Regions from separate parts of the Mus musculus genome. Here regions 1, 2, 3, 4, 5 and 7 are each linked to region 6. The links are chromatin loops, found by intact Hi-C in ENCODE. Cell type or tissue: left cerebral cortex. All regions are shown on one strand. Region 1 overlaps Hgd (homogentisate 1, 2-dioxygenase). Region 2 overlaps Gsk3b (glycogen synthase kinase 3 beta). Region 3 overlaps Stxbp5l (syntaxin binding protein 5-like). Region 4 holds the start of Gtf2e1 (general transcription factor II E, polypeptide 1 (alpha subunit)). Region 5 has its middle 7.7 kb from the start of Golgb1. Region 6 overlaps Gm35833 (a long non-coding RNA gene). Region 7 overlaps Stxbp5l (syntaxin binding protein 5-like).

Region 1 (4,000 bases), 68 kb after region 6:
TTGAATCTCAGGGCCAAGGAGCTCAGATGGTAAAGTCCTTGAGTAGCAGAAAGCCCTGGGTTCAGTGCCCTGCACCGCATGGGGCTGGGCATGGTAGCAAACACCTATAATCCCAGCACCCAGGAAGAAGTTCAAGGCTGTTCTTATCTATACAGAGAATAAGAGGTCAGCCTGGGCTATGAGAGACTCTGATTTAAAAAAAAAAAAAGAATTTAATCAAGTCTCAAATCTCATCTTTGGTAAAGCTATTTTTGTTAACCCCTTTTGCATCCCTTATAATATAAACATCTAACCAGAAACCCATTAAATGACTTTATTGCCATTGTTCTATCTTATTGTTTTAGAGGAACGTATAATAGATTGGTTTGGACCATTTTCTATTGTTCATATATCTTGTAGGCAGGCATTTTGTCTAAGGAAGTTGTCTGAAGGGGGAAGTTGAAGTTTGAGTGTGAGAGCCAGGAAGAGATGGGAGGAGATGAATCTCAAGCAAGGCTTGGGGTGAAGATTTACCGATGGGTCCCAGGTCAGGTAACTCAAAGTGGACACCATAGACCTCCAGGATGTAGCCCCTGGTCTCCTCAAAGACATCGACGCTGAATCGCATTCCTCTCTGGAGGACAGAAGCGTGGCATCATCAATCATATTCTTGCAGTTATATGCAGAAATAAAGTGCTTGTGTTCCCAAGGATGCTGTTCCAGGTGAGCAGATTAAAGATGGGCCACAAAGGAAAAAAAATCTAATTCCTAATCATACCAATAATTAATGTCTTATTGGGTCCAGAGATAACAGCAGCCCCCAGTTAGCCACAACTCAATATATTTGTGAATACCTTCACCGTCTCCTGTCTCTGACACAGCCTGAAGCAGACTACTAACACTTAGGGAAAGGAAGTGGTAACCACTCTCTGCTTGGTGATTGTGCGCTATATTAAACAAAGCAGGCACCAAGCCCGCTTACCCCGAAGCCTTCTGTTTAACTCTGACTCCTCCCTATGGTCGCCCAGACATGACAGAGACATTTTAGGGTTAGAAATAGCAGCAACTGAAACATCTGATTGCTCCCAAATTAGGGAGAAGTGGTGGGGAGAGGGGGGCTCAGAACCAACCTGAATGACGCAGATTTCATTGGGCTGCAGGGACATCTTGCCAAACTCGGTGTAAATGAGAAGTTTCCCTTTCTGGGGAACTGGGAGGAGAGGGGAAAAGACCGTGTAGTAGTGAGCAATCCTGTTCAAAGGAGAACCCGAAAGCTTAATGCTTGTATTTGCTTGTTATTGCGAACGAGGGGTCTCTTAGGGGTGAACTGTATTCTGACAATGTCAGTTAGCTATTTTACTGCCTACAAGATTTTGAAAATTCTTCAAAATCTCTATCTTCTTTCCCACTTTGAGGAGCCTGTAAATATACACTTTTGTGAATTGACCCAAAAGGGTCATAGAAATAGCACAGAAAACTACTCTTTTCTGACATTTCAGCCAGAATGCTGGCATTTGCATGTCTGCTGACTACAGGGGAATGTTCACTCCTGAATACTAAAACTAAACACCACAAAACCTCTCACGGGTCTTAGGTTTTAGATGGTCTCATAAAATTTGTACCCGAACTGTGCGTGGTCGTTGATGACAAATGGGCTTTCCTTCAGAGAGTTTAAAAGCAAATAGAATTTTCCTAATAAGTTAGTCACGTTAGGAATGCCATTTCATTCCATTGCCAAGATCTCCCACACGGGAGATGCCCAGCAGAGACAGCCATAGGCAGAAAGCCCAGAATATACGTTGGACACTTTGAGGTACACTAGGAATCTTTTCCAGACCACCAGTGGTGTCTGGACCTCACTCTTGTAGACGGGGGAATGCAGGCAAATAAAATACAAAAACAAAACAAAACAAAACAAAACAAAAAAACCCAACTGGAATATAGCTTGGGGCTAGGGAATCAGTCAGTCTTACCAACCAGGAACTTACCAATCAGGAAATCCCCATCTGAGTTGTAAAAGCACCTGAAATTTACAGAGTACTTTCTGTGATTTTCAGCCTTAACACATTCTGGACAAGTTTATTCATTCCGCAAATTATTATTTAGTGCCTACCATGAACCAGGTGCTGGGTATAAAGTGATCAGCGGAAGCTTCCCTGTGGAGCTTAGAGTCTGACAGACTTCCACAGGAAGCACACAATTGCGGACTGCCCTAAGGGCAAAGCGCAATGATGCTGCGAAAGTCAAGTTCAGGGGCATGAAGGAATAGGGACCTGAACTGGTTTGGGGAGACAACAAAGGCCTCCTGCCCACTGATGAGGCTTTGGACAAGAGATCTGTTATCATCTAGGCAAGAGGAGAAACTCCTGGCAAAAGAAGAAGCACGTTCAGGCGCTCTAAAGCAATGAGGCTAATGGGGCTGCTACAGAGAAATAAAGGGAAGCCAACGTGGCTTATGTGGAGTTCGTGCGTGCGTGCGTGTGTGCGTGCGTGCGGGGGGGGGTGTGGGGGGGATTGACCTCATACAAGGCTAGACCCAAAGGGAGGTCTCCAATGCTTCCTACCAGGCTGCGATCTTGGCCTTGATTCATGACTCAAAAGTGGAACAGCTAAGGGAGGAGAGATGGATGACTCAAAAGTGGAACAGCTAAGGGAGGAGAGATGGATCTTCAGTTAAGAGCACTTGTTTGTTGTCTAAAGGAGCCAAGTTCTATTCCTAGCACTCCCATGGTTGCTCACAACCACCCCTATCTCCAGTGCCAGGGGATTCAACTCCCTCTTCTGGTCTCTACAGGCACCAGGCACACATGGTACACAGATATATAGGCAGGCAAAATATCAATATGCATAAAGTGAAATATAAATAAAAACAATCTTTTAAAAGTTGAATAGCTCGCATACATTAATTAAGTCAGCAAGATCAGAATTCAGTTTGAAGAACAAAAGTGTAGTTCGAGGGCAGTGGTTCTCAACCTTCCTCACGCTGTGACCCTTCAGTAAGTACAGTTCCTCATGTGGTGGTGACCACCAACCATGAAATTATTTCGATGCTGCTTTATGACAGTCATTTTGCTACTGTCATGAATCGTAATGTAATGTATATCCTATATGCAAGGTATCTGATATGCGACCCTCAAAGGGGTCTTAACACCTAGGTTCACAACCACTGTCCTAGAGGTTGCATCCAAAGCCGCCATGATGGTCTGCTTTCCAAAGAAAAGGCAGGGATATCATTTACTTTTTAAAGGAAAACAAAACAGAATAGAGAGGCCAGTGGTACAGCCGACCATGTAAAGGCATCTGCCACCAAGGCTGAGAATCTGAGTTTGATCCCTGGGACCCACATGGTAGAAGGAGAGAAGTGATTCCTCAAGTTGTCCTAGTTTGTGCACATAGGTGCTGTGACATGTGTCCTCCTTAAAGACCGCAGGATATGAGCTAATTAGTATGCGGTACATTAAGCTTGCGCCGAGCTGCTAAGCTCTTAGCAAAAGCCAAGTCTGTTACTTTGCCTACAGAACTGCTCGTGCAGCTTGGCTTTGGACTTGAACCCTAGCAATCCTTAGACATTAACTCTATTTGTCCCCAATCTGCCTACGTGAGCCGCTCCTTCGTCACAAGGCCCTAACCTTTCCTTTTCTGCCTACACTGTTCCTGACATTCTTGTATATGTCACAAGAGTCTGTCAAAATAGAAATTCATATTTAAAAAAAAAGATTTTATTTATTTTGTGTATATGAGTACAATGTCGCTGTCTTCAGACACAACAGAAGAGGGCATCAGATCCCATCACAGATGGTTGTGAGCCACGATGGGGTTGCTGGGAATTGAACTCAGGACCTTAGGAAGAAGAGTCAGTGCTCTTAACCCACTGAGACACTTCTCCAGCCCCCTCTTAATTTGTTGTTATCAATGAATACATATCGACATTTCTCTGAGAGGGGAATAATTATAAAAGAACTGTGTTTGCACACGAGTTTACTAGGTCTTCACTCTCTGGCTAATAGATACTTAGGGGATG
Region 2 (4,000 bases), 510 kb before region 6:
AAAACAAAGCCAACAGAGCCCCTGAGGCCACTGACATAATAAAAACACCAGGGCTGACACAATCATACAACATAAATTAAGGACTCTTGAAAACACCTTGATGGAGAGCGAGGAGCTGGTGTTCATGTAAGAAGATCCACGAGGCAGGCAGATGGGACAGAAGCAAACTCTATTCACACTGGCAGCTAAGGTAGAAAACAGTATGCTGATAGAAATAAGGGCTGCTCAGTGAACAAAGGTCAAGCTAAAAGTCTAAAACCTAGGGAGACCCCATGACAACAGAGCAAAGCCAACACCACAAGGAAAAGACATTTTAATAACCACTACAGCTCAACTTTGAAAGGCCTAGTTGTCACATTAATTTTTAATAGGTTTAGAGAGCATTTTACCTGATTTAACACAGCTAATGTTTTAAAATTGGACAGCTTAATTTTTTTCATTTTATGGATAGCATATTTAATAAGGACCGTATCACTTCAGAAACAGAATGAAGTTCAGTTGGATTTTAAGAAATAGGATTATTTTAATCTCCAAGAAACTTTGATGAAAGATACCTATTCACAAAAAAGAATACTTACTTATGAATTCCGTATAAATGAAGTCCCTCAACAACGTGAACTCGTCACTTTGCTCTATGCACTTTTCTCTAAGCACGGCAGTGCAATGTCCTAGTGAGCTCTTAATTGCCAACCTGACACAGCCTCAAGTCACCTGAGAAAGGAGTCTCAACTGAGGAACAGCCGGGATGAGACTGGACTATGGGGTATTATATGGGACTGTTCGTTGACTGATCCAGGAAAGCCCAGCCCAATGTGGAGGCACCACTTGCTGGGCAGGCAGGTCCTGGGCTGTGTAAGAGAGCCAGCTTAGCACGGATCTGCCAGTAAGCCGCCAAGCAGCATCCTTCCAAGTTTCTGCTGTACATCTTTAGCTATGAATGAGCTTCCTGGTCAGAGGTAATGCTGTGTGAGAATGGAGTAAACAGGCTTGTCACCAAGTTTCTGCTCTGACTTTCCTCAATGGCAGACTGCGACCTGGAAGTGTAAGCCAAATAAATTCTTTTCCCCTGAGGAGCTTTCGGTCAGCGTATTTTTTGTTTTGTTTTGAAATCACAGCAACAGAAAGGAAACTAGAATATTCACGTAGTAAAAGAGGAAGGAGAAATAATACTTATCACTCAGAGGTGGAATCACACTTCTATTGTAACAGAGTTTATGATCTGTCCATCTATGCAGAAAGTATCTTTTCTTCTGCCCATCATTCTATACTGTAGAGATGGGCAGGATGAATGGAAAATCAGGGATCTATCTGCTACATCCCTTTGGGATGTTTGTTCATCCCTTAAACAAAATCGTTTCAGCTAGATCTGGCATTGTCTACATTTCTTACAATATTTTTTCACCCACGAGTAACAAATTGACCCCACATGGAAAACATCAAAACAGATGCCAAACTGACATCCTGAAGTAAATAAATAAATAAACAAACACCACAGAAAGTATCTATAAAAAGCTCTGAAAAGGGTGTTTCTTGCATAGGTTTTTTTTTAAAAAAAAAAAAAACCAATTTTCTTATTTTTTGAGATAGTTATATCATTCTCCCGTTCCCTTTTCCCCCTCCAAACCTTACCACTTCCCCCACCCTTTCAAATTTCATGGCTTTGCTTTAACCTTTCACACATAGACAGGGACAGGTGTTGGGGGGGCGGAGCACACAAGAGCACTCAGTCAGAACGATGTTACTTGTATTACACATTGTCAGAGATAACCATTTGGACTGGATATCAATTAAGTATGCTCTTCCCTGAGAAAGCTATCTCTCCTGCTCTCAGCATTCCTTAGTTGCCTGTAGCTCTTAAGCTAGGGTTGAGGTCTCCTGAGCTTCGCCCTCTATGGCTGTCTAAAACCGACTGAACAAGGACTACACTACATCACAAGGACAACAGACAAAACAACTACAATAGGATACAATGCATGCAATGCATTACAACTACAATACTCAGAAGGGATTAGTTGCTTTTTTATGGCTCAACACCAGAGGGCACCAAACTTCAAAGAAGGAGCTGCAGGTGTAGCCGTTTTGTTTAAGCTGCTGTGTAGTAAAGAAACTATATTAGAACTGGTACTCCTCTGCTCAAAATCCTGCAGTGGCTTTCTAACTCCCTAGAATATAGTATGCACCTACTGCCCACAGCTCTAGGTTCCTCGTTCCTGGTACACTCAATCTATCAGCCCTGCATTCACAACCACAAGCTGTATTTAAAACAGGCCTGTCTTCAGGTAAACTGCTAAGCATTACCTTCCTCTTTAAATAGTTTATGTGTTTCCATGGTGAAGACTCAGTTCAAGGGTTAGATTCTTAAGAAGAAGCCTTTCCAGATAGCACTGCAACAGAAACCCAGCGTCTGCACACTGCTCACACTGCTCAGTTACCAGAGATGACACAGCCCACTCCTTGGTCTCGCTTGTTTCCTCTAAACCTACCTTTGAGCTCCTTCAGTTCAACAACTTCTACATTCCAGGCCCAATCCCAAGATAAAATCCTTCACTAACTCAATACACGCAGCTACAAGGGTGTATACCCTGAAAGACTTTCTAAAAGGATAAGGGGTGTGCTGGCTAGTTCTATGTCAACATGACATAAGATAGTGTCATTTGGGAAGAGGGACTCTCAATTAAAAACAATACCTCCATAAGACTAGCCTGTAGAGAAGTCTAAAGTGCATTTTCCATGGCTGAAGATTGAAATGGGAGGACCCATGTCACTGTGGGTGGTGGTACCACTGGGCTGGTGATCCTGTGTGCCATAAGAAAGCAGGCTGAGCAAGCCATGAGCACAATCCAGTAAGCAGCACATCTCCATGGCCTCCACTTCAGTCCCTGCCTCTAGGATGCTGCCTTGAGTTTCAGCCCTGACTTCCCTCAGTGATGGAGTGTGGCCTGAGAACTGCAAGCTGAAATAAAGCATATCGCCATCCATTTATTCAATGATGATGACATCACCATCTGTTTCTTGAACGATGACACAGGCTGGTGTCATTCACATCTTGGCTACGACAAACAATGCTGCAATGACTATCCGAGGGCGCAGCTTTCACACTCTCAAGTATTCGGGATAGATACTCGTGCAGGAGGGGACTTGATCATGCTATAATTAAACATTTGTCTTCTAAGGAACCTTCAAATATTTTTCCATACTGTCTGTGCTAATTCACAGTTCCATGGATTGTATAAATGTTCTCTCCTCCACAAAAGTGTAATAAGAAAGATAGATTCCAACTTTATTCTTCTGAACATACATACCCAGTAGTCTAAGTACTACTGCCTGTAATTACGGTTTTCTCACAGTGAATTCTCTTAGAATACATGTCAAAAAAAAAATCAATTGGCCATAAATGTAAAGATTTATTTCTTGGCTCTCAATTATATTCCATTTCTATACGCATGCAAGTTCTACATTCTCTTACTTACTGTAACTGCATGATTAGTTTTGAAACTAGGAAGTGGAAGCCTTCTAATCTATTCTTTATTAGAACTGTTTTTAGCTATCAGCCTTTGCTTCATAAACTTGGAAACAAGTTCTGTCCTTCCATAAAAAGGTAACTATTCTGTGATTATATAAAAAAAACCATATGAGCACCAAAGTAAAACCATTCATCTGCTATATATTTGCAGAAACAAAACATTAAAAAAATTCCAGGTGAATCTCAGCCTAAGCAGAATATTCAAGAAAGGGCAATGTCTGAAAATCTTGGGGTAAACAAACCCCCAAATGAATACTATTTCTGTTTCTGCAATTTTAAAAGTAGGAACCAGAGGGGTTAAGGACACCAAAGAAAACTCACAGAATCAACTAACCTGGACTAACTGGGGCTATGGAGAGGGAACCTGAATGGGTCTGACCTAGGTCCCCTGCATATGGTTGTGTGTACCTTGGTCTTCTTGTGGGACTCCAGGGAGCAGTAGGAGCAGGGCTGTCTCTGACTCTTCTGACTGGTTGG
Region 3 (4,000 bases), 570 kb after region 6:
TCTCAGTGTGTTAGGAGAAACAACAGCTTTGCAGCTTCTTCACCTACAGTTACTCAGCTCCATCTTAGGTGGTAGTACTGTGTATCCACACAACCCAGGTATCAGAGATGATCATCAACCAACAGGTTGACCATTGTCTCTCATATGCAAGATTCCAGGAAGCATGTGCTAAAAAGTCTAGTATTTCTATCTACTGGCCTGAATAGTATATCTGTCTTCCTGAATAGAAGACATCAGTAAGGTCTCATCTAGAAACAGGACAGAGGGTATAGCGTGGGGGAAACCTGTGGGTATGAGGAGGGATATGAGAGTCTGAGGGAAGTGAGGAGGTTTTGATACAACCAAAACAGAATGCCTTTATTAATATTTTTTTTCTGGAAGAGTGATAGTCAGCCTTGGCTGTATATAACAGTCATTTGAGATTTTTAAAATTCCAATGATTTCAAAATGTCTTAGACTGGGAAAGGAACTCAGTATTCTTGAAAGCTCTAAACATGGGTCCAGTGTCCAGCCAACCTTGGGTAACCACTGCTTTATGAACTGACTAAGAAAGACTCTTGCCTTCATTGGCTGATTCTTAGCCCCTTCCTAGGGACCGGGGAAGACAGAATGTAAAAGAGACAGTCTTATCTTGATTGGCATTTATTCTGTGACTCTCACAGAACAAAAGTGAGTGTACATTTCTAACCAGTCAACTCCACTAAGTCTTTGTAACTCTGTAATATTACTGTGTGACTTGATTTCAGTTATTTAAGTCAAGGATGTAAATTTTGACTGTCTTTTAGATAAGACACTAGAAATATCATAAAATCAGCAGTATAAAAGGCTAAATGGTAAAATTAATCTCAATATCTAGACATTGGAAATTCCCCAAAACACTCACTAAATCCTCTGAAGTTTATTAGGCACCCTTCTCCAGGAGCAGACATGTTGAGAGGCGCCTGCTCTGCTGTGGGTGTCCTGCTGGACCTGAGGTTAGCAAACAGGGAGAACAACTCTTCCTTGTTTTATTGCTATTCCTAAAGCTCCCAGGGCCACTTGAATTTGTTCTTTGACTTATGGGGTATGTGCATAAATGGAAAAATCATAATCTGAGAACAAGTGCCCTGAAAAAGTGCTCACACTCCAGCAAGAAAGAGTCCAGCCAGTGGGAGGCAATGACACAAAAACACTCCGAGTCCTCTCCCTCACGCCACTTCCCCTCTCATCTTGGCCCACTGTTCTCAACAGCAAAGCCAGAAGATGAACTAGGTGGTGGTTTTGGATAGTTGTACACAGTATCAAAAATCTCTAATAACCTATCACGTTTAGTACTGAATTATGCGATGTTTTACTCTAGGAAATAACAGACAGGTGACACCATTGATGAATCTTTCTCTCATCTTCAGAATTTTTGCATCTTTTCAGAAAAGGACAAATTACTATTTTTCTGTTGCATTCAGCAATTGTGACTATACCTAAAATTCTTGTAGTCTGTAGAGATATCAATAAAATTGTATATGTTTGTACATAGATGCTCTCTTATGTCATGATGTCATATACTAATGATTTTTGCCAAGATTAAATATATAGAGGTAAAACATTCATTTGCAAAGTGTTAACTGTAGTTTTACCAAGAATGGATGTTTTTAAAAGACATGGAGGGGATGAAGAGAACACACTGAATTGAGCAAAAAGCAGAAAACAAAATCTAAGTTCCCTAGATGTATACAGATTCTGTTTAAATTTATGGATTGACTCGGGTTAGAAATACCTATTCAGATTTTCTATCAAATTGCAGACATGTGTAAGAGTTTAGTGAAAATTTAAAGACAAACTGTAAGGCTATTGATTAACTGGGACCTGCGGTGGAATAAATATAAAGGCAAACTTGATAACAGTGCCCACAAGACACTGTGGTGGTGCAAGGACTTACACCTCAGGGTGGCCTTGACCGCCTTCCTGCTTTTACAGCTCAAGCTGGAAGAATGAGTCTGCTGTGAGTTTATGCTTCCATCTAGTGGTCATGGAATCCTCTGATTTGCTCTGCTCTCACCAGCTGGTTGATTCTCCTTCTGGTATTTTCCTATATGGTGGCCTTAGCCAACTGATCGTATTCTTCTTCCAAAGTTCTAATTATCTTAGGAAAATTCTTCCTCCACCACAAGCTTTCTTCTATAGCTGAAAGGAACGACAACTAGCCTTGGGCTAAAAAATACTTTTGAGTAAAAGAAAAAGGTATAGGGCCTTTTAAAATATAAATGCTAGTCTCTATTTCAGATCTGTCTCAGCAGAATCAGTTTGTCTTTCTGTGATGACAACATAAGTCCACAAAACTCTGTTCTCCATTTTCTTCTGCTTCCCCCCCCCCCTCGTCTCCCTTCCTCTGTCATTCCGTTCCTGCCTCCCCTGCTCCCTCACTCCCATTCAACAGGACTTCCTTCCTCAAGCCGCTCCTGCCATCTGCTCTATTTAAAGGGCAAGCCCAGCACTGGGGCAGGTTAGCAGTGGCAAGCTCACATAGAAGTGGGTACCACAGGGGTGAAGTAAGAGGTGCACCCACAGAGCTGAGCGGGGGGAGGGGCAGCTGAGACTTCCCTGGTCAGTGACCTTGGAATTTGAGGTCGTCTTTGAAGCAGGGCAGAGGCAACCCCTTTGGTTCTGGAGGGTGGCCACATTCAAGGAATTGAGCATTTAAATAAATTCATTGAGGACATGGGAGCCAAGTTTCTCACAGAGACTGCAGAAGGGTATACAATTAAAAGAAAAACCTAAAATGCTTTAAATTTTGGTGCTTCTACATATAGCACGGTAACTGGGGCTGTAACTTTTATGCTCAAAATGGATAAAGAAGAGGACTTTTAAGTGTTCCACCACAAAGAGGTGACAGTTGAGGGGGTGATTATGCTAAGGATGTACAGGACTATCAAATATTCCCTGTCAGTATAGTTATTATGTCTCAATTTAAAATAATAAAACTTCTTAAAGAAGAAAAGGTAGGAAAACTCTTGTAATGTCGAATACAATTGGTTATCAGTGTGAACATGATTGTCCATATATATATATATACATATATATATATACTATACATATTTATATAATTGTATCTATATAAATAGCTATATACATAGATACACATATAAATATATATTATATGTGTGTGTATGCATGCTGAAAAGGTGTGTATATGTTGTATATAAATATTTCCTAATTCTGAACACTGAATAGACAGAAAGATACAAAGCAATCAAGACAATTAATGCTGGATTATGATTTCCAAGTATTCTTTCCTGCTAATGGGCTAGAGCATCATGAAGAGTGACTGGTTCAATTCTGGAATATAGTCTGTATCAGAAGGTGAAGTATTCGATGAAAGATAGCTACGTTTCAGAAGCACTCAAAAACAGCTTGAAAGAGCTTACACAGGCCAAGTCAAGGATAATTTAACTATAAAACATAGTAATAGAATAAAATAGGAACCCATGAATTCACACTGATAATAAGTAAATATGGAAGAGAGAAAGTTATTCACACAATCAAATGCCAGCTAATAAGTGTAAATGGAATTTAAAAGTTGCTGTTAGATAACCATTGTTATAATATGTTGGGCGGTATATACCAGTTAGTGCTCAAGCTAATGGGGTGAAGTAGGATCTCAGTAGAGAATGATTTACATCATCTCCAAGTGTCTTCAAAACTGTTAAACATTAAAAGACATTTACACCAAAAAAACATGGAAGATACCATATTTGTTATTGAGGGACCAAAGTCCTGTCACCAGTGATGGGGCAAATCAACATCCTGTTCTGCCTTTGACAAGAACACAGCATCCCTGCCAAGATGCAAGCTAGGTCTCGTCCTGTGGAAATGTTAAATAGAACTACACTTGGCAATTTCTAAATACGGCTGCCCCCTAGGAAGTTTGGTATAACAAAAGATGAGGAAAGACAGATATTCCAGATCTAGGAAGCCAAAATCCATGACAACTGCATGTAATACATGATCATAGATTGAAACATTT
Region 4 (4,000 bases), 140 kb after region 6:
CATTTATACCACCTCTTCCAAGCCAGGGAACATCTAACAAATTGTTTGAATACCTCCCGTGACAGGATCCATGATGCCATGCTACCATACTCAAAGGACTTTGGTGCCTACATGTAGGTCTGAAAAAAGCAGCTAACCACATGGTCCCAGACTTATCCTCTGAATGACGATGATGGTAATTCCACTTGCTTTCCTTCATCATGCCTATTAATTTTGAAGCAATGCTTCACCCCCTTTTAGATCTATTGGGCTCAGGCAATCTTTTCATTAACACTAAAGGGCACCTCTTCAAGAGCTAGGTGGAGAGGAAAGAGATGAGTCTTCTATTTTCATGGCTATGAGTCTTTTATTTGCGGGTGTGGAGTCACTCATTCATTTACCTGGCTGTTGTTAATTGTATCAAACACTTGGGAAATCTCTTTGTTGTGCAATGTTATATATAGACCTATCATTAATATTTACTTTTTATTATAAAAACTCTATTACCAAAAACTGAGAAAGTATAAAAAAAAAAAAACCAAACAACAACATCACCTTAGAGCACTATTGCCAGCCATATGACTTTCTCTATTATACCATGTTGTTATTGTGATCATATACAAAGTGTACTTAAAAACAAACAAAAGAACCGCATGGGGCTCAGTGCTTGCCCTACAAGCATGAGAACCCGAGTTGTGTTCACAGAACTGACACACAGCAGCCAGGCAAAGAGGCACACGTCTCTAATGTCAGTGCTGGGGAGGCAGAGAGAGGCAATCCCTGATGTTTGTTGGCCTGACAGCCTTAGCCTAGGGGCTCCAGGCCAAGGGGAGAGCTTGTCTTAAAGAAGGTCGGCGGCTGTAGTGGCTATTCTTGGTTGTCAGCTGGACTATATCTGGAATGAACTACAATCCAGAATTGGAGGGCTCACTGTGATCCTGATCTCGTGGCTGGGAGATTCAAGTTTCTGACCTGGATCTTGAGGCATAGTGGCTATGAATCCCAGGAGACTAAGACAAGGAGATCTCTGAGTTCAAGGTCATCTGGGACAAAGCAAGTCCCAGCACCAGGCAGGGAGGCCTACACCTTTAATCTGGGCTACACCTTCTGCTGGAGACCTACTTAAGGACATTGGAAGGAGGAAGATTCTTCTTCGTTTGCTTGCCTTGTGGGACTGAGCAACTGCTAGATCCTTGGACTTCCATTCACAGCTGCTGCTGACCATTGTTGGGGAGTTGGGCTACAGACCGTAGGTCATCAACAAATTCCCTTACTATAAGAAACTACCCATAAGTTCTGTGACTCTAGAGGACCCTGACTAATACAGTGGCAGAGGCAGGTGTATCTCTTCATTTTAGGCCTGCCTTGTTTATATAGTGAGTTTTAGACTAGCCTGATATACATAGCTAGTTCTACGTTAGTCAGGACTACTTAGTGAGACCATGTCTTACCCCACACCCACTCCCCAGCAACAAAGCTTGCAGTGGAAGAACTGGAATGTTTTTTGTGGCTCCTGGTAGGAGCTCTCCCCTCTCTGGAACCAAAACTTCTAGGCCAGCAGAACCTAGGGTTGTGGGGACAGGAAGCAAAAATTTTCCTAGAGGGTCACTAGGAGTGATAGTGAGTGGAACTAGTCCCTTTTCCACCCATAGACTCCGCGCCCCCCACCTCCCGCCACGCCACCACGTCGACAAAAGGAGCAAAGTCCTCTGGGAAGTGTAGTTTTAAGGTCTTGAAAGGAATTTCAGCTGTCGACCTAAGCGCTAGGCAGCTGGGGGGGTAAACAGCGAAGAGAGAGCGGTGTCGGGAAGCTCGGGCGTGTTGGTAGTCCCAGACGTGGGTTAAGCGGCTCACCTGAGTCTCCCAACACCAGAACCTTCACCCGATCCAGGGACGCCATCTTGCCACGATTTCCTTGAGGTTGACGCCCGTTCCTGGATTCTCACCAATCAGCGCAGGGCTTGTGGGCAGGGCAAATCATCTCATTGGTCGGTCAGAGCGTGACTGATCGAAAGCTTCGGGGTGCGGATTAGCGGGCGGTTTCCAAACCGGTCGCAGGAATTAGGCGTTCGTCCTTGTCTCGCAAGTGGCGTGGGCTGGCTGAAGCCGGTAGTTGAGGTGCTGAGGGCGGCTGTAGTGGGAGTGTTCGAGCATCCACTTGGGTAAACCTCATTCTCCCGTCCTTGTTCCCGGTTTCTGACCTGGCGTGGCATTTCATGGTTTCTTCTATCCGTCCCCTTCCTTGTCTAGTCCCCTCTCCTCGGCCACCTCTTGCTTTGGTCCTCTTCTTAGTCTTCTAAAGAACCATTGCCCCGGAGCGGCCCATGTGCGACCTCGGGTAGGACGGGCTTGGCGGCGTCGAGTGTGGCCCGGGAAGCCCCTGGGCGCGTCTGAGGGACTGTGGGGTCTCGGGGTCTGGACATGTCTGAACACAGCTGGTGGAGGGCACCTCGGTCCGGAGCTGTCTCCGTCGTAGGACGAAGGAATGGAGAGTTCGTAAAATACAGTAACAGAAAACTGTAGAGGCTCTGTAGGATCCACGTTCTTCTAGAACTTGGGAAGTAGTATTTAAAAATAGTCTAACTAAAAGGGCTTCCTGCACCCACTTTGTGTTTTTTTTTTAAATCCCTTTTCATCCAGCATAGTTTTTTCAAAAATCACAAGTTTAATGTAGTAGCTCCTTGCTTAAAGCAATTACAAGTTAAATTTAAAAAGAAAAAAAAAAGATGGCTTATAGCGCTCATTATTGGGATGCAGGTGTGAAACAAGTGATTTGTGTGGAAGCTGGCAGGATGGATATGCTACAAGAACACGTGCCCAGAGGATGTATTGAAAGTTCAGGTATCTCAGTAGAATATGCTAGGCGCTAGCATTAATGAACAAGAGGCCTTCGAAGTAGAAACTGTACAAATTCTGAGGAAATGCGAGGGAGAGTGTTGGATGCCACTGTTGGGGATTTGAGAAGGCCAGGAAACATTACCCAAAGCCTAACTACAGTAGGAGAAAGGTTTGGGCTTAGCTTTGAGGACTGAGGGTGGATATGAGGATGACTTTGCTAAAAAAGCAGAGTGGTTTGAACTTTTGATTCTCCCAGTTCCACACCAGGGGCACAGTGGTCCTTAAAAGTTTTTACAACTAGAATCTAGGTCTGGACTGGGTAAGGTGACGTTGGGAGATGAGATGCCTGATTACTGTGAAGAGAAGAAGATAAATGAAGACCACTAGCTACCACACCAAGAAGCCTCCACAGACAGAGAAGTTACTTAAGTGTCACCTGCCATAGAGACTAGCTAATATAGGAACATGGTCTGACTTTGGCCATTTACTTCCAATCTGCAAGAGGAGTAGGCAGTTGGGATTTATAGGCACCCAAGATTTTTAAATGTCGACAACCAATTCATAAAGTTGTTGAAAACGTTCTGTATGGGCTGTCAGTTTTAGAACTTGATTTAAGGAGCTTTAAGAAGCCCAGAGATTGAATACTCTTGATTTATCTTAATTGGGGATGTGGGGAAGGAGCAAAGCCCTGTGTGAGAAAGGCTCTTTAATTATTTTATATGTGAAGAAATGAAGGCTGTGGATTTTCTGGGGCTAACACTAAGAAGCTGACCTGGGATTTCCAAGCTTCAAACTATTGGCTGGAAGAGTATTGATAACGTCCCTTTGTACTGATTTTCAGGACACCCAGAGGAGTATCAGACAGAGGAAACAGGCTGAACAGCAAGTACTAGTCCTCTCCATGCAGGATGTTCATTTGAAGGATACAAAATGGTCATGGCCATGGGACAGATTAGAGCAATGATCAGGGACTTGTTGCACATTAGAGTAATCTAAAGGCATTTTAAAAGTAGCTGCGTTCCTAATCTGGCCCTTCTATAGTAACTGAAACAGAACTCTTGGAAATGGGGCCCAGTGTTAGTAGACTTAAAAATGTTGCCTAGGTGATTGCTTTACAGTCAGGGTTGAGAACCAATGGTCTGGAGCATACAGTGTCTGAGGTGGGACAGAGGAGAGCAAAGCA
Region 5 (4,000 bases), 810 kb after region 6:
GTCACTTCACAAAGTGCCAGCATCACAAAGAACAACTAAACAGGAAACTCAAACAGAGCTCCAAGTGAAGGCCAAGCTTCTATAAAACAGGCAAATAGAAGGGCACTCTCCAAGTTCATGCTCGACACACCCTCCCTGCCGTATGATCTGACACTTCCCTGAAGAAGTACTGCAAAGTCAAATAAAATGCCTAGCGCTGGAGAGATGGCTCAGCGCTTAAGAGCACTGGTTGCTCTTTCAGAAAACATGCATTTGGTTCCTAGCGCCCACACAGTGGCTTACTACCATCTGTAACTCCAGTTCCAGGGGTACTATACACATACTTAGTGCACAGACATACATACAAGCAAAACATCCATACAAATTAAAATAAAATTTACAATAAAATGCGAGCAAAAAAAATTTTAAAGAAGTTTTTCTCAAAGCCTTCACTGTTTATTGACAATTACTAATTTAAAGATATGTATCTGGTAGGTAGTGTTTCACTAGGAATTATACAAGAAATAGATGGCACATCCCTAGCCACAGAGACCATAGTATAACTTGCACAGGAATAGAAGCAAAAGAGTCAAACAGCACAAATGGGTGCCTCTGTGTACCCACTCCCATTCCTTTCTCTGAAATCTAAATCACATGCCCACAAGTCACTGAGGCATTCATGTTCATCTCATGCATTTTTGATTGGCTCTCTGTGGTTTTAACGTCTTAATTTTCAAAGTGATCTACCACCAGCCTGAAGAGTTAATAGGTCAGTATTGCTACAACAGCTAGAAAATCCGTATCAAGATTAGGATAGACCTTTACAAGCAGAAATAACATTTCATAATACAAAAAACCTGATTTTTACTAACTTAGAAATAAATGGTACCTACAGCATATATACATACCACTGCCTACCAAACAATGCTCCAGGCCTTTACATAGAACTTATTTATCCTCATTGTTTAATTTTATCCAAGGACACTAAGAAGTAGATACAATCAATAGCTCTAATTTTAAGATGAGTAAACTAATATGCAGGGAATTTGTCCAGTGACACAATTCTACAAGTTTCTTGGCTGGTGGTGACACACAAAAGCCACCCCCTTTTTTTTGAGTAACTTCCTCAACCCACTCTTCATCCAGGATGAAAACAGGGATGTGTGTGGGGGGGGGGGTGGGGGGGTACCACATTAATAGTGATGTGGGTGACCTTATTTTTCTAGGTATGTAAGCTAAAATAACGATTCATAACAATTAGTATACCCTCAGGTAACTTATTTTTCCACATACAGGCTCACACAGACATAAGCACACTTGGAAACAAAGATGTCCTCACAGCAGTGTTTGACTGTTCATGATCACAAACAACCTAAATGCCCATCAGGGGAGGACTGCTAACTGTATTTCCTTTTTTAATTTCTACAAGGTAAGGCTGTATAGCTGCCTGAAAGAGTAGGGTAGTGTTTTATTCTCATGTTCACTGAAAATGCTCAATATAGATTGAATGTGCTATGTCAAAATTTTTGGTTTCAGATTTTGAAACACGTTGGATTTTGGAGTATTTATACACATATGAAAGAGTCATGTTGGGAACAGGAACTAAGTTGAGACACAAAAAATCATTTAAACTCCATATATATTTTACACAAAGAGACTGACAGCAATTTTACATAGTATTTTTAATAATTTGTGCATGAAGTTTCATGGCAATGAACTTTCTTTTTTATTTTATTTATTTATTTACTTTATGTGCATAAAATGTTCTCTAGGCATGTACAGGTACACGCCAGAAGGGGGCATCAGAACCCATTACGGGTGGCTGTGAGCTAAGGTAGTTGCTGAGAAATGAACTCAGAACTTTCTACTGTTAGCATATGAATACTCATAATACTTTATATTGAGCCCTTCATGATTCAGACGTTCATCTCAGAGCTGCTGTATAATATTAAGTGGCAAAAGGATGTATTATGACTTGCGGGGGCGGGGGAGTATGTACTACTGGCCTTTGGAATGTGTCTTAGGGACAAATGATTTCCAGAATTTCTGGAGTGGGGAATGGAGAGAGGCAAGTAGACAGAATTGTGCTTTGCATTATACCCTTTGGTTCTGGATTTCCATTGATCAAGAGCACATATAACTGAGCCAGGCAGAGGCAACGCTTGTCTCTAATCCAGCACCTGGGAAGCAGAGGCATGGGTATCTGTTTGAGGCCAGCCCGGTCTATAGAGCCAGTTCCAGGGCAGCCAGGGCTATCTGGAACTATTGAAAACACAAACACAAACAAAAACAACAAAAAAAGCAACCCTAAAGTACCTAAAATAAGAAAGAGGATTTCTCATTCTCTTCATTACTTCATAAAGTAGTCTTCATTAAGGGTTGGGGATGTAGCTTGGTATCAGAGTGCTTGCCTCACATGCATAAGGCTCTGAGTGTAGTCCAGTCTGGGTTGTTACTAACAGGCAGTATGTAATGCGCATCAATGTGTCACAAATAATTTATTGCTAGTAGGTAACCAAGAGAAGTTAATGATATATTTTATAAATAAGCATAGTCTCAACATCTCTTTAATCCAAATGGGCTGAGGTGCTGGGAACAAGAGAGTTAAAGGGAAAATCTTCTAAAGATGATTACTTTTAGAAAGGACTATATTCCAGTAGAATGGGAACCCCATTCCCACCCCCCCCCAAATCGTGGAAATCCTCAGAAATGTTGACCATCATCGTGAGAAACCAAGAGGCACATTTTATGTGATCTTCAAATTCCGTCGTGACCGTTGTAGACAGATTTTTTTTTTAATTTTTCATTTAATTCTCTAGTATTTTTGTATATTTTATAATCTGTGGTGTATTTTCAGAGATATTGTTACACTATCCAAATTAACATAAAATTTACTTAATCAATATACTTAGGAATACATTCAAGATATTTTACCTGTAGCATATGCAATTAAGAATGTTCAGAAACTACTTCTGTAGTTAAACAAATGTTAAAGCACAGTGAGGACGGAAGCATCAAACAGTCCTACCAGGATCAAGGAAGTAAAGGCCGTGTAACCAACACCAATGCTTCAGGCCAGGGCCTTCTGGAAGTAAGAGACCTACCATTTGGCTATACTTTTAACCTCTAAAATTTTTTAGTTGTCCTCATTTTTTTTTCTCCCGTGTCTACTCCAAGTCGTCTCATTTTTCTAACAGAACATTTCCTGAATCTGACCCTTTACGGTCATTCCGATCATCCAAACCCTATTTACTCATGTTTCTAGAAAGGCCTCCACACTTTGTTATAAACTCTTGCACAGTCCATCTTGCTCAAATCTGGAAATCCATTCCTTTAATGGAGAGCTTCCAACTATCTCTAAAAGTCAACGTGTTTATCCATGATTTTAAATATCTGTTCCACTCCCAAAACTGTCCTCTCCTCACAGACCAACTGCGGGGCTTTAAATAAACCAGGCAAATATTTCCTTCAATCGCCCTGAGGCTCGTCCTCCTGTTCTCATTCCTGCTGCGCAACAACAAACCCATGCCACAAGGCCACACCAAGGGTTTTTTTTTTTCCTCCAGAACTCCCTTCAACATTCCCTTCCTTCTGGATCATCTCTCCGTCATCTTCCTAACCCAACAGCAGGATCATTCGTGGGCCTCGACTGCGGTAACGGCGACAGCGGAACACTAAGTTTGTTCAGGGCTGGGGCGAGCACAGGGCTGGGGCAGGTTGCCTCTAGCGTCCCCGGCTCGGTGCCCAGGCTGGCTTGCCCAGGCCGCTCGGACACAGGGCCGTCCGTGCACGTAGGGCTGACCAGCTCGCCCGCCTCCGGGGCTCCCCGGGGAGGAACGACCCTGCCGGCAGACTGACTGGGTGTCTGTGTCCCCGGGCCGAGTACGGCGGCGGGCACTGGGCGACCACCTAGGGCGGGCGGGTGAAGGCGGCGGAGCCCGGAGGTGAGGGGCGGGGCGGCCGGCTGAGCCGTGTCCCGAGCCCCTTGGCCCGGGGCTCGCAGCAGAGCCGTTGCGGAGCT
Region 6 (4,000 bases):
TTACTAGTGACTCGAGGATAGTGAAGAGAAACAAGAAAGAAACTTAGACACAAGAAAGTCAGGAAGACAAAAGAAAGGCACGGAGCCCACAAGAGCCTGGGAAACCGATGAGAGACTTAGGAGGAGGGGGCGGGGGATTTGAGTCTACAGACTCCGGAAAACCTATTAAGGCGTCCTGGGAGAAGGTCGCTGGGTCCTTCAGGGTGGGAATCAGGCTGTCCGGGTTGAAGCCTCTCGGGATTAAGAGCTGAAGAGAAACCACAAAGGTTCATTGTTTTATTTGTGCCTTGACTTGGCTCCTGACCATCGGATCGCTGGAGTTCTGATAAACGTCCTGAGCTCCCCCTACTGGCTGCCCTGAAGAACGTTACCATCTGGATCCCAAGAGAAATAGGATTACGTAACCCCAGCTTTGACCACTTAAGACTTTTATTTTCTTTCCCAAGGTCTTGGCTTTTCCAAATCCTGCTGCCTAATGCCAGAGCTTAAATGCCCTGACTGATTGCCAAGGTCCCAAGGCCCAGAGGAGGCAGTTATGAAGGGGCCATGCTAATGGGAGGGCATGCAGGAGGGTAGCCGAACAGACTTTTTTTTTTTTTTTTTAATATGTGTCACGCAAATAAAAGTGCTGCAAAAATTCCTAAAAAGGGGGACTTTTTCTGAACTTTCATCTTCTTGCCTCAAATGTGACGCTGGCATTAAACAAGGCCTCTTTGCTTAGGGGGCGGGCCTGCCGGGTCTAGATAGGAAGCCATCCAAAATAAGCCATCCAACTCCATAGCAGCGAAGACGCACCCGGCTCTCCTTTCCTTCCCTCTCCCCTCGGTCTTAAGCTCTGCAAAAGACAGGAAGAACTGAGAACAGCAAGAGCAGAATGTTCTCTGAAAGACAGAAGAAAAAATCTCTCTCTCTCTCTCTCTCTCTCTCTCTCTCTCTCTCTCTCTCTCTCTCCCTCTCCCTCTCCCCCCTCTCTCTCTCTCTGTGTGTGTGTGTGTGTGTCTGTCTGTCTCTCCTCCCTCCTTTCCTCCCTTCCTTCTTCCCTCTCCTCATTATCTCTTCCTTTCTCTCCCCTCCCCCTCTTTGTCTCTGTCTCCCCCTCCTTCCCGGCCTCTCCCCCTCTTCTCTCGTCTCCTCTCCTTAAGGTTGATATTAAACAAGGTAGAAGCCCTGTCCTTCCTAAAGGACACAAAGGCTAGCCTTCTGTATGAGAAATGCCAAGTCCAGAGGCAGCGGTTGAGGGAGAGACAAAGAAGGACCTCCAGCGTTGAAGCAACAGGAACAGAATATAGGAGCTAGCAGCTGTTGACTGGAGCAGCCACACCCGTGGGGAGTGGTCCTGGGTTAGCAAGGGAGACCCCTGGGCAATAGGCAGAGGGTATGAGCATCACGTGAAGGAGGGGCAGATTTTCAGATGTGTGACTAGGATGCTTGTTCCCCCCGAATGGACCGTCTTATGCCCCCTCCCCTTCTCTTCAAAACCTCCTCTTCACAAATTAGCAATTTACCGGGAGAGGCACAGTGGCAGAGGCCAGCCTGGTCTGCAAAGTGAGAACCAGTCTCAAAACAAAACAAGCAACTTTCCTTTCATAAAAGAGCTATGCCTCTTTCAGGGTCCCTAAATGTCCCTAAAACATTGTTCAGGGTGGTAGCATGAGGTTATTTTCAAAGGCTCTGGGCAAACATCCAAAGGATTCCTTTTCTTTTGTTAACCTGAAGGCAAACCACCATTGGTTCACAGCCTTGCAGGGAGCAGTGCAGCTCTCCGGAAATGGCCACTTGCTCTTTCGTTCCCTCAGGACGAGGTAGCCGCCTTTCCTTTGTCCTTCTGCCAACCTCCACGTTTTCCTCTCACCATCCAGCTGGTTGACACTGGCTCCTCTTCTTTCCAGGGCTGACTTTGTGCTCTGGGTCTGCTTGCAGGGTGTTGATGTAGGAGGAGAAAAAAAAGAAAAGTGTTGTCATGTGTTCGTGGGATCCCAACACATCTGACACTCTGCAGGGATCTGGCTAAGCTAAGCGCATATTCCACAGAAGTCAAGGGGACCCTTTATTCTATCTGCAAGACACCTTTGCAAAATTCCTGGCAAATTGACAGCCTCCAAATTATACCTCCCGTTTTGAATAGCCCTTGCTTATTGTCACCGTAGAAGAGGATTTGGGGGACTTGTGAGTCCATGGGAGCAGAATGGCCTTGACAGACACTGCAAAATACAAATAATATTTATTGCCAATGAAAGATTCACAACCGAAACTAGTCAAGCTCTGCTTCGGTTGAAAGGGGGTAAAAAACAGGCAAAAGATAAATGCTCTGAGCAAGATGAAATGTCTGTGTTGCAATAGCTGAATGGATTGTAACATTTTCTAACTTGTTAGTCATAAGGTAGAAGAAACCTACTCAACTGCCCCTGCTATGGATGCCTGCCGATCATGGCCAGCAGGGGGCAGGTTTCAGTCAGAGATGGGAAATTATGGAGCGCACAGCCCTGTTCCAAGCTTGTAGACTGTTTATTTGGTACTATAAATTTCCCCTCTCAGTGTCTGCTTCACACACCACCCCCAGGAACCATAATCCAAGGTTCTTCATAGGTTCAGGGAGATGATCGTTCAAGTAACCAGGTCCTTGACATAAAATTGTCTCTATATATTAAGAGCTTGGTAAAAAAACAAAAAGGGTGGTTCTGTATTCCCCCCTCCCCCCACTGGGTGCCGCAAGCTGCTGTTACAGTCACTGCAGTGGTTTGTCTCCTGGGTCTAACAATGCCACCCAAAGCCTGTATGTTTGAGCTGGAGTGTTTGACTCAGAAATGGTAGCACCAGTGTTACAGACCCAGTGGACACCTCTTGTGTCGTTCCCTTTGGAAAAATCCTGGGACTGGAGAGAAAGCAAATGTTTCCTTAAGGTCTGGGCCAGCCTCATGCTTCAATCCTAGGTATATATGCTGGAGAACTAAAACTAAAACAAAAACATGTCCACCCAAATATCTCTACACACAGATGTTCACGGCACCATTGTTCATCATGACCCCAAAGCAGAAATATCCCATCTGTCCCTTGGCCAGTTGCTTATCAGGACAGTGAATGCCTCAGTCACAAAAATGGAGTATTGAGCTGTTAACAAGGATGACCCTTTAACTCTTTAAGCTAATTGAAAGAAGCGAATTGAGACATGTTGTATTGTGTGATTCCATTTATACTTCATAGAAACAGAAACTAAATGTGTGGGTGTCCGGTGCTTGAGGAAGGGAGAGGGAGACATGGGGAGGAACTTAATGAGAAGCAGACTTCTTTCGGGGATGCTGACAATGAAATGACAAAGTGTTGATGCTCGTGAATGTATTAAAAATGGCTGGATTATGCTGTTTAAGAAAGAGAATTCTCCATATAAAAATATTATTTCAGAGCCGGGCATGGTGGCGCATGCCTTTAATCCCAGCACTCGGGAGGCAGAGGCAGGTGGATTTCTGAGTTCGAGGCCAGCCTGGTCTACAGAGTGAGTTCCAGGACAGCCAGGCCTACACAGAGAAACCCTGTCTCGAAAGACACACACACACACACACACACACACACACACACACACACACACACACAATTTCAGGAAATTAGTAACTTAAAAGAAATGTTTGAACCATAACAGACATTACAGGAGGGAACTCAGAGGAGAAAGCAAGGAGACTACAGAGAGGATATTTGGTGTGGTGGTTTGAATGAGAATGGCCCCCATAGTGTCATATGTGTACACAACTGGTCCCCAGTTGGTGAACTGTCTGGAAAGGATTGGAAGGTGTGGCCTGTGGGAGGAGGTGTGTCATTTGGGGTTGGCCTTGAGGTTTCAAAAGCTTATAACAGATCTAGTCTCTCCCTCTCCCTCTCCCTCTCCCTCTCCCTCTCCCTCTCCCTCTCCCTCTCCCTCTCCCCTTCCCCTTCCCCTTTGCCTTCTGTTTGCTTTACAAAGCTCTCAGCTACTTCTCCAGCACCACCACACCTGCCTGCCTCTGACCTC
Region 7 (4,000 bases), 390 kb after region 6:
AGGGGAGGTCCCAAGGCCTGACACCATTACTGAGGCTAAAGTTTGAAAATCTTAAACTGTTATTCTAATCTTGGACAACAGTTCAATGATGGATATTAGATGGGACCTCTGCCAGTTTCTCTTTACTTAACCACCATTAAAGAATTAGTTCACAGGCTAGTTCTAGTTCTGTTGGGATTTTCTTCCTGTCTTCTTTCTGTTCTATAAGGTCTGTTCACACCTCCTGTCTCAGGTTTTATCACTGAACCTGGCAGTTCTCAGATTTTACTTGTTAACTGAGGTTGAGGTCACTATGTCATATTGAAGTTTTCTCATGTTTGAGGCTCTTAGACTGTTTTCTCTCTCTCTTCCTGTGATTCAGATATGGTGATTGTATTACTTCTTTAAAATGAGTTCCTATTTATATTGAAGATTAAATAGAAAATTGATCATTCACTGCCTAGAAACATGGCCATCAAGTTATTTCCTGTGTAATATTAGTAACTATCCCTTGGAGACAGCTATTCTAGGCTTCAATTTTTAATTAAAGATTCCCAGTATCATGTAGGTTACTCATTAATTAGAAAAATCAATTTACTTTGCAGTTTCTTATGTCACAGCATGCTTCTAGTGTTTTTTAATGTGATATGCTTGATGCTTTCTACAGGATAGATAACATTTGGTTCAGAGAGGTAGGATATTGAAACATTCAATATGGCAGCCTGAGAATATGTACTGAAAAGCCTGGCTGTTTACTGTTGACTCTTAACCATAGTGCTCATAAGCTTCACTCTTATGTGTGTTATAAGATAGAATCATGTGAATTTACCATTAACTTTTTAAAAAGTATATCTGTTTGCCTGTCAAAATTTTGTTCAGCTTTTATGATAGTCTATTAGATAATCTTCCAAGTAAACTCTAGGAAATATTTGGTGCAGTAATATGTTCTGGCAAGTGATTATCTGTGAACTTATTGTATCTAGAAGGGGCTTCTGAGATGGTTCAGTAGTTAAGAGCACTGGCTCCTCTTTTTTTAAAAAAAAATTGGGTATTTATTTCATTTACATTTCCAATGCTATCCCAAAAGTCCCCCACACGCTCCCCCCACTCCCGACTCCCACTTCTTGGCCCTGTCGTTCCCCTGTACTGAGGCATATAAAGTTTGCACGACTAATGGGCCTCTCTTTCCACTGATGGCCGACTAGGCCATTTTCTGATTCATATGCAGCTAGAGACACAAGCTCCAGGGGGGTACTGGTTAGTTCATATTGTTGTTCCACCTATAGGATTGCCGATCCCTTTAGCTCCTTGGGTACTTTCTCTAGCTCCTCCATTGGAGGCCCTGTGGTCCATCCAATAGCTGACTGTGAGCATTCACTTCTGTGATTGCTAGGCCCCGGCATAGTCTCACAAGAGATATAGCTCTATCTGGGTCCTTTCAGCAAAATCTTATTAGTGTATGCAATGGTGTCAGCGTTTGGAAGCTGATTATGGGATGGATCCCCAGATATGGCAGTCTCTAGATGGTCCATCCTTTCGTCACAGCTCCAAACTTTGTCTCTGTAACTCCTTCCATGGGTATTTTGTTCCCAATTCTAAGAAGGGGCTCCTCTTTTAGAGGTCCAGAATTCAATTCTCAACAACCACATGGTGGCTCATGATCATCTATAAAGGGATCTGATGCCCTCTTATGGCCTGCAGATGTATAAACAGACTGAGCACTCATACATTTAAAAAGAATGTCCAGAAGAGCACAATGAATTCAAATTAGAGAGACTAATTACAATGTTAGTAGATGAATCATTGAATTTATTATTTCATACACAGTAGTCCTCATGTCTCTAGATATTGAACAGGTCTCAGAGCTGGCCAGAAAGCCCATTATGAAGATGAAGATAGAATGCTGAAACTCAAGGAAGTCTTGATATGGTGGCACATGTCTGTGATTCCAGCACTCCTATGTTAAGATGGGAGGGTAGAGACAAGAGAAGGGAAAAGAAGGATAGCTAGCCTGAAGTATGCAGTACTATGGCAAGTAAGAGAAATGCTGCCTTACGTGAGGTGGGAACAGTGGCCCAGTACCTGAGATTGTCCTCTGACCTCTACATTCACATACACTCACACACACACACACACACAGAGATAGAGACAGAGAGAGAGAGAGAGAGAGAGAGAGAGAGAGAGAGAGAGAAAGAGAGAGAAAGAGAGAGAGAATAAAGTGATTCTCTGACCTTAACAGTTTTCCTCCTAATACATAATGCCAAGCATCTGAAGAAAGTACAGATAACTAAACTACTACTTCACCACGAACTCTGAAATTTATGTTCATTATGTACCTAATTTGTCTTTAAAATGACTTTTATTTAAATAAATAAACATTGGAGCTCAGTGAGAAGATACTAAATTTTGTAACTGAACAGGAATGGTTTGTATCACAGTTTTTCCACTTATACTTGTTAGTATAAGTAAGACTTTTTTATGATGGACTTTGGCAATTATAAAGCAAATAGGTTAGTCTCATGTATACATCAATAGACATAAACTTAATATCTATAGAATAGAGGTTTACAAGTTTTATTGTATTTTGTCTATGATATATAAAGCACTTAGAATTATCCCAATTATATTAGACAATTTTAAATTACAATGTAGAATGGTTCCATTCTCAAAGTAGATACCTAGTCACAGTTTTAGAAAGATTATAAGAACATGCCTTTGTCATTTTGAGTACATGTGACTATTGTAATTTAATAAAAAACTGAAAACAAAGTTCAATTTCCTGTTACTGAAAAAAAAATCACTGTAGTTTCTCCTATGAGAAACAGAAATACATACTTGTATTCAGAATGACAAATAGTGCTGTTGCTCTCTTAGAAATGGTGATTCAAATGATAGTTACCAGAAGCTAAGCCAAGGAAGAAGGAAGGGTGTGTGGGGAGTCTGGGGAAGGTGGATTAATGTCAGATATGTAAAGGAAGCTCTGAAATACTGTCACACAGTATGACCATAAGTGACAATAATGTACACCACTTACTAATGCTGGAAGCAAAGGTTCCATAAGCCTTCTTCATTTTGAAGTGTTAAATGATTTAAATATTTTCAGTGTACATATGTCTCAAACATCATTGTTCCCATTATTATCTACAACTCATATTTTTGTGCTTTAGTCAAAAAATTGAAACTAAATATGATGTAAATCCATGCCTGTAATAAACATGCATTTAATAATGATTGTCATTATTAATTTTAGTATTTTTCTCCTATGTTCTATTAATAACGAAATGCTCTCTCGGTACATAGGTTATTCTATCATTTATATAACTATAACTTTATGTTAGTGTGATATGTGTAAGGAAAATGTACTGATCAACTGTAAAATTCAGATATTTTAATTGTAATTTTCTTTCTTTCAGAATTACTTACTGTCATCTACCTTTCCAGAGTAAATGGCTCTATGTTGGAACAGAAAGAGGAAATACACATATTGTAAATATTGAATCTTTCATTCTTTCTGGATATGTCATCATGTGGAACAAGGCAATTGAACTGTGAGTTTGAACTTACCTGTCACTTTATCTGACAAAAGTAGTGCATGTGTTATGTGACTTGTGGGGTTATAATTAGTTAATACATCCATTACTAATGTTTACTTAATTTAAATGATATTGAATGAAAACCACAGATAACTTTAAAATAGATATAGTTGAGCTAATGTGTTTTATTTTTATGTAAATTGTATTTTAATTACTCTCCATTTCTTAAGATGCATTAGTAATATATGTTATTTCAGAATCTTGTCATAATTTCTGACAGTTATGTTTTGCTAGTGACATTTTCAGGGTTTTGAAAATTAATGTTAGAGACAGAAAATATACCAATATGAATATAGTCATCATCTTTAAGTGGCAAAACAGCATAAAATTTTCCCCTTAATTTTTGACATAATATGAAATATCTCTGTTTTTGTCATTTATTTATTTATTTATTTATTTATACTCCAGATTTTATTCTCCCAACCCTG

Evidence for each region. A loop is a pair of places that touch in the nucleus more often than their neighbours do. Peaks named below come from ENCODE experiments on the same cell type or tissue, not always from the same donor. Only the 100,000 strongest peaks of a DNase experiment are listed, where the experiment ranks them.
Region 1: a loop joins it to region 6, with 5 times the contacts of the local background. A loop is called at or near these places in 2 of 42 quality-filtered maps.
Region 2: it touches region 6 in a loop (3-fold over the local background); 11 of 42 quality-filtered maps call a loop at or near these places.
Region 3: a loop joins it to region 6, with 6 times the contacts of the local background. A loop is called at or near these places in 18 of 42 quality-filtered maps.
Region 4: a loop joins it to region 6, with 7 times the contacts of the local background. A loop is called at or near these places in 3 of 42 quality-filtered maps.
Region 5: it touches region 6 in a loop (4-fold over the local background); 3 of 42 quality-filtered maps call a loop at or near these places.
Region 7: it touches region 6 in a loop (5-fold over the local background); 15 of 42 quality-filtered maps call a loop at or near these places.

What each region holds. Positions count from the first base shown.
Region 1 is chr16:37,613,365-37,617,364 of GRCm38, reverse strand. Hgd (homogentisate 1, 2-dioxygenase) reads right to left here. Exons shown (of 14, transcript NM_013547.3): 7 at 1,968-2,002; 8 at 1,110-1,189; 9 at 514-613. Among named protein-coding and RNA genes, the nearest start is that of Gm46559, 18 kb to the right of the region's middle. In left cerebral cortex, a CTCF peak has its summit at 2,801 (motif pointing left); DNase peaks (open chromatin) are centred at 1,049, 1,642 and 2,660; H3K27ac peaks cover 3,220 bases.
Region 2 is chr16:38,195,518-38,199,517 of GRCm38, reverse strand. The region is part of intron 7 of Gsk3b (glycogen synthase kinase 3 beta); the gene reads right to left. Among named protein-coding and RNA genes, the nearest start is that of Gm25617, 40 kb to the right of the region's middle. In left cerebral cortex, a CTCF peak has its summit at 2,038 (motif pointing right); DNase peaks (open chromatin) are centred at 2,039 and 2,963.
Region 3 is chr16:37,107,447-37,111,446 of GRCm38, reverse strand. Stxbp5l (syntaxin binding protein 5-like) reads left to right here. Exons shown (of 28, transcript NM_172440.3): 28 at 1-4,000. Among named protein-coding and RNA genes, the nearest start is that of Polq, 98 kb to the right of the region's middle. In left cerebral cortex, a CTCF peak has its summit at 1,997 (motif pointing left); DNase peaks (open chromatin) are centred at 1,986 and 2,526.
Region 4 is chr16:37,537,794-37,541,793 of GRCm38, reverse strand. It overlaps Gtf2e1 (general transcription factor II E, polypeptide 1 (alpha subunit)), which reads left to right and starts at 2,005. Exons shown (of 5, transcript NM_028812.4): 1 at 2,005-2,141. It overlaps Rabl3 (RAB, member RAS oncogene family-like 3), which reads right to left and starts at 1,900. Exons shown (of 8, transcript NM_001042499.1): 1 at 1,834-1,900. The coding sequence starts at 1,879. In left cerebral cortex, a CTCF peak has its summit at 1,542; DNase peaks (open chromatin) are centred at 1,687, 1,973 and 2,764; H3K4me3 peaks cover 1,940 bases; H3K27ac peaks cover 2,027 bases.
Region 5 is chr16:36,875,292-36,879,291 of GRCm38, reverse strand. It overlaps a transcript of Golgb1 not described here. Among named protein-coding and RNA genes, the nearest start is that of Golgb1, 7.7 kb to the left of the region's middle. In left cerebral cortex, a CTCF peak has its summit at 1,773 (motif pointing right); DNase peaks (open chromatin) are centred at 233 and 3,638; H3K4me3 peaks cover 1,081 bases; H3K27ac peaks cover 792 bases.
Region 6 is chr16:37,681,218-37,685,217 of GRCm38, reverse strand. It overlaps Gm35833 (a long non-coding RNA gene), which reads right to left. Exons shown (of 3, transcript XR_876061.1): 1 at 3,998-4,000; 2 at 1,711-1,910; 3 at 1-835. Among named protein-coding and RNA genes, the nearest start is that of Gm35833, 2.5 kb to the right of the region's middle. In left cerebral cortex, CTCF peaks have their summits at 154, 354 (motif pointing left) and 2,432 (motif pointing right); DNase peaks (open chromatin) are centred at 1,242, 1,968, 2,443, 3,172 and 2 more places; H3K4me3 peaks cover 1,331 bases; H3K27ac peaks cover 3,115 bases.
Region 7 is chr16:37,290,456-37,294,455 of GRCm38, reverse strand. It overlaps Stxbp5l (syntaxin binding protein 5-like), which reads left to right. Exons shown (of 28, transcript NM_172440.3): 6 at 3,393-3,527. Among named protein-coding and RNA genes, the nearest start is that of Stxbp5l, 93 kb to the left of the region's middle. In left cerebral cortex, a CTCF peak has its summit at 1,662 (motif pointing left); a DNase peak (open chromatin) is centred at 1,665.